Linked DNA regions of Homo sapiens: region 2 is linked to region 1. Evidence: chromatin loops called from intact Hi-C (ENCODE). Cell type or tissue: Caco-2. All regions are shown on one strand.

Evidence for each region. Hi-C counts contacts between places; a loop is a spot of excess contacts. Peaks named below come from ENCODE experiments on the same cell type or tissue, not always from the same donor. Only the 100,000 strongest peaks of a DNase experiment are listed, where the experiment ranks them.
Region 2: it touches region 1 in a loop (9-fold over the local background); 2 of 110 quality-filtered maps call a loop at or near these places.

The regions. Positions count from the first base shown.
Region 1 is chr11:17,547,350-17,549,849 of GRCh38, forward strand. OTOG (otogelin) reads left to right here. Exons shown (of 56, transcript NM_001292063.2): 1 at 1-117; 2 at 578-638; 3 at 803-863. The coding sequence starts at 24. Among named protein-coding and RNA genes, the nearest start is that of OTOG, 1.3 kb to the left of the region's middle. In Caco-2, a CTCF peak has its summit at 1,319; DNase peaks (open chromatin) are centred at 662 and 1,282.
Region 2 is chr11:17,382,791-17,385,290 of GRCh38, forward strand. It overlaps KCNJ11 (potassium inwardly rectifying channel subfamily J member 11), which reads right to left. Exons shown (of 1, transcript NM_000525.4): 1 at 2,458-2,500. Among named protein-coding and RNA genes, the nearest start is that of KCNJ11, 4.6 kb to the right of the region's middle. In Caco-2, a CTCF peak has its summit at 1,299 (motif pointing right); a DNase peak (open chromatin) is centred at 1,331; H3K27me3 peaks cover 121 bases.

The DNA of each region.
Region 1 (2,500 bases):
TCCTCCGGTCCCCTCGTGTCCCTATGGGAGTCCTGGCGTCTGCGCTCTGCTGGCTGCTTTGTGTCTGGCTGCCCTGGGGTGAGCAGGCAGCCGAGTCCCTGCGGGTGCAGCGCCTCGGTGAGAGGGTTGTGGACTCAGGGAGGTCGGGGGCTCGAGGAATGAGAAACGTTAAAGGAATGAGGAATGGGCCCGCGCAGGTTGGAGAGAGGGAGGAAAGAGAGGTTTGAGGGAGAGCAGAGGGACACCCAGGAGGAGCAGTCAGGGGAGGAGGGACCCCGAAGCCAACAGAGGCAGGCCTATGACCGCGGGGGAAAGAGTCCAAAGTTAGGCTGGGTGGAAGAGACCCGAGGTGGGGAACTAGAGAGAGCTGGGGGCCAAAGACTGAGAGTAAACAGGGAGATCCTGGCTGGAGAAGGGTCATCAGGAAGGGAGAGAAAGGATTTGAGAAGGCTGCAGGGAGGGAGAATGGGGGAATGCTCAGTGGCGTGGGAGAGGCTTTCTAGCAGTGGGGGCCAGGTGGTGGGAGGCCCCAGTAAAGACAAGCACAATTTGAGTGGAGAATAATCCCCCTCCCCAGCCGCAGCACCCGTTCTGTGGGGCAGTGCAGAGCCACAGCCAGAGCCAGCCGGGCAACCCAGGTGAGTAGGTGTGAGCTGTGGCGGCCCCACCCACAGCTCCCATCCGTATTTCTGGCATCAGCGACCCCAGGGCTTTAGCACTTAGGGTGGGATAGGCCAGGGGACTGCGGGGAGGCATAACCCATCCTAGCCCCCCATCCATGCCAGACTCGTGTTTCCTCCAGCAGCAGCCACCAGGAGGCGACCCTTGCCATGGGGGACAAGGCTACAGTCGTGGGAGGCCAGGTAAGGGAGGTCTTGGGAGGGGGCTTCATTGAGCAGGAGCTCATGTCTATCTGGATCTGAGGCTGGCAGGGAGCTCTGTAGGTTACAGGAGGGGTCTCTGGAGTTGTTCAGAAAGGAACAAGCAGATTCCTGGTATGTGTCTGAGGTGTGCAAGTTCATAAAACCCTTCTATTCTTTTTAATCTCTTGGGGGTCTATAGTCCACTCTTTTTTTTTTTTTTTTTTTTTTTTTTTTTTTTTTTTTTAGGAGAGGTGGGCACCAGGGCTCTTTCAGGAGAGAGCTGAGCTCTCCCTTCTGGCAGGTAAAAGTAGAAAGATGGACGTTTAGAAGAATGGAGTTCTCTTTTCCCTGACTGGCCTGCGAAGGCCCTCAACCCTGTCAGAGGCTCCTCTCCATACCCTGAGCGGAGCCTCAAGAATGCAGGCAAGACAAAAACTAGGCCACCTGGTGGAAGTTGCAAGGAAGGTTTGGTTGAGAAGCAGAGCCCTGAACTCATCCTTTGAGCCTTTTTTTTTCTTTTTTTGAGTCGGGGTCTTGCTCTGTGACACAGGCTGGAGTGCAGTCGCATAATCATAGTTCACTGCAGCCTCAACTTCCTGGGCTCAAGTGATCCTGGTGCCTCCGTTACCTGAGTAGCTAGGACTATAGGTGTGTGCCACCATGCCTGGTTGAATTTCAATTTTTTTGGTAGAGACAGAGTCTCACTATGTTGCCCAGGCTGGTCTTGAACTCCTGGCCTCAAGTGATCCTTCTGTGTCAGCCTCCCAAAGTGCTGGGATTAGGCATGAGCCACTGAGCCCGGCCTCTATCCTTTGAGTCTTGACCATTCCACTGCCCATCTTCCCACGGTCCTCTGTGTTTGTGGGAGAGGTGGCAGTTTTGTTTTCTCCCTTTGCCAAACTTCTTTGGTCTCTGGATCAGGTGACTCAGGTCTACTTTCTAATCCTGGCCCGCATTTGTCTCCCTCTTTCTATAACTACAGATGAGCTATAAGTTCCACCCACCTGCAGCTAGGTCCCCCAAAGCAGCTGAGCCTCAGCTCAAGTGCCCCTGCCCCAGCCCCAGCGGTCAGCTCTGGGGAGCCCCTTGAGCCAGCAGATTGGGGAGAATCGTTTATGACAGCAATGAGTCCCAACTCCTGCCCTTTGGAAATAGACATGAAGACCCCAAGGTGGAGTGAGGGGGGATGGTGTGGGCGTGCTTCTTCTCTGATGTGGATTTCCTGGATCTTTTACTTCTTCTTTGCCCACACTTCCAGGCCCTAAGATTTAGAATCACAGTCAAATACTGCTTGAGTTGGAAGGTATTGGAGTCATTTTTTTGTAGGTAGGGAAATTGAGGTGGGTGGATGACTTGTGGGGGCCCTGCAATGAGCAGGTGGAGCAAAGTCTACTGGCAGAGCCAGGCCGTGCATACAGGACTTCAGGAATCCCCATGTTTTAGTGGGGGAGATGACCCTTCTCCAAACACTTCATTTCCCTGTGGGTATCCTCCCGTGCTGGTTTCCAGGGTAGGCATCCCGCCTTTTCCTTGGGGAAGGGTCATAAGTGAGTGGACCAGGCAACCTGGGGAGGTTTCTCACGCTGCTCCTCAGAGCAACGAGGAATTAGAATGGCCTCCCTCTAAGGTGACAGGAG
Region 2 (2,500 bases), 160 kb before region 1:
TTGACACCTGACTGGCTGGAAGAAGAGCCTGTAAAGCAAAGAGCCCAGTCTTCCTGTAAGAAGGAAGAAGATGGAGGGCTCATCATGCACGTGGGCCAGAAAAAGTGCCAGTGAGGTTGTTCTGACTCCATAGGTGTTCTGGACATAATCTAGGCTGTCACAAAACAGCCAAGCCTGCTGCCAGTTTCCAATCTGGGATCTCAGGGAGGCCCAGGGGCTTGCTGAGTTCCACCTTCCCTCTTTCCCTTGGTTTGGAGACAACTTTCTCCCTGTGGTGAATGTGACACTTAGAACAAGGTGCAGCCCTACTAAAAGCTGGAGCTTAGGTCACTGGGACTGTGTGCTAGGGGAAAGAGGGGGAGGGAAGAGCAGGGCTGTGGCATTAGACAGACTTTGGCTGAAATCTTGGACCTGCCTCCTACTAGCTGTGAGATCTTAGCAAATTACTTCCTGCTATAGGCTAAATGTCTGTGTCCCCCTAAAATGCACATGTTAAATCCTGATGCCCAAGGTGATGGTATTTGGAAGCGGGGCCTTTGGGAGGTGATGAGGGTGGAATCCTCATGAATGGGATTAGTACCCTTATGTAACAAGGCCCCAGAGAGCTCCCTCACACCTTCCACCATGTAAGATTACAGGGGAAAGACAGGCCCTTCAGCAGACACTGAATCCACTGGCACCTTGATCTTGGACTTCCTAGCCTCCAGACTGTGAGTAATAAATGTCTATTGTTTATAAGCCACCCAGTCTATGGTATTTTGTTATAGAAGCCTGAATGGTCTAAGACACCACCCTTTCTGACCCTGTGTCCTCATCTACAAACTCAAAGAAGAACAGTGCTTCTCTCATAGTCCTGCTGGGCCACAGTGATACATGGTACTTCCCTTCTCCTTTTCAGGGGCCCTGGAGTTGAGACAGCTCTGCACATAGCGTGTGGATGGGCCAGACTGCTTCCTCTGCTGTCACATGATGACTAAGGGATGCAATCCTGGAGGCAGAATATCACAAACAAAATTATCACAGAAGTTCCTGCTGGGCTGAGTAGTGCTCAGGTGAACTTCTTTGTCCAGTTGAGGCCAGTGCCATAGAGAAAGGGTGCCCCCAGATGGAGGTAGCACCATCAGTGGGCAAGAACACCTTCGCGGAGGAGGGAGGCTTGGTCGAACTGCCTCTCTATGCCTGGAGCTTTCCAGCCCCTCCCTGGGTTATGCCTTAAGGCTGGGGGTCTCCCTCAGAGTTGGTGGAAAACCTAGGACCAGTGGTCCTGATTTTTCTCTGCCGAAGTAAGTCTTCTCTGTGGCCAGCAGGTGGCGCTAAGCCCTCAGTTCTGTGGGCTTCACACTCACCAGCAGCTTAAGGTCCCTGAGGGGTGGAGGAAGGTTACTCTGGTTTGGGCTCCAAGGATGGTACTGCCAGCAGGTCCTTAGTGAGTCTGGCCTTTCTCCTTGGCCTTAATGGCAGCCAAGCTGAGTCGCAAGAGCCAGCCTCCTAGGATCCTGGGCTGACTCTGAGTAGCTTTCACCCCTTCACCCTCAAAACCAGAAATGGGTCAGCTCTGCAAGGAAGGGAATCAGCGCTGGGGACTGCATGGGTGCTGGGAGAGGGCAGCTTAGAGCTCAGACCAGCAGCGGCAACTTCCTGGCCCCTTGGCCCTGCCTCTGGAGCCGCCTGAGACAGACCCTCACTGATGCCCTGTCTGCAGGCCTCACACTGTAGCAATAACCCTGGCTTTTTGTCCTGTACGCCATCCATCCGTTATTCATTCATTCATTTGTTCATTCATGTAGCACCTACTCCATGTAAGCCAGCCACAGTGCTGAGTCACAGTCCCTGACCTCAGGAAGCCATGGACTTGTGGATGGGGAGACAGACCCCTAAACGTAGGCAAAAGGAGAATGCCCACAGCACAGCAGAGGGAAGGGACCTTCCTTTTCCAGAGAAATCAGGGAAGGTTTCGAGGAGGCATCACTCAGCCTGGATTTTTATGGATTTCAACAGACAGAGATGAGGCCTGGGCAGTCCAGGCCAAGGGAGTAACATAAGCAAGGTCTGGGAGGTAGGAAGCTCAACATTATGTGTCAGGAGGGATAGGACAGCGAGGTACCTAGGGAAGTGGGTGGGCAAGTGCAGACTCCTGGCAAGAAAACAGTGGGCCATAAGGCCGGAGAGGCAGTCACAGCCTGAAATGGCTGCTAAGAAGCTAGCCTTGACCCAGAGGTGATGGGGAACTACCGAAGGTATTTCATGATGAGGGTGGGGGGTGACCCACCCTTCTAAGACCACCCTGGAGGCTGTGTGGCAGATGGACTACAGTGGGTGAGATGGAGACAAGGGGACCAGGTCACAGGCATTGCCACAGCCCCTAAAATCGTGGTCTCAGCTAGGAGGGGACACCGTGTGGAAAGAAAGACCTGGCAAAGAAACATGACCAAGGGCAAAATAAAAGCACCGTCTCTCTTTAACACTTGTTTGGCCGTTTCCTCAGCATGTAGCTGATTCA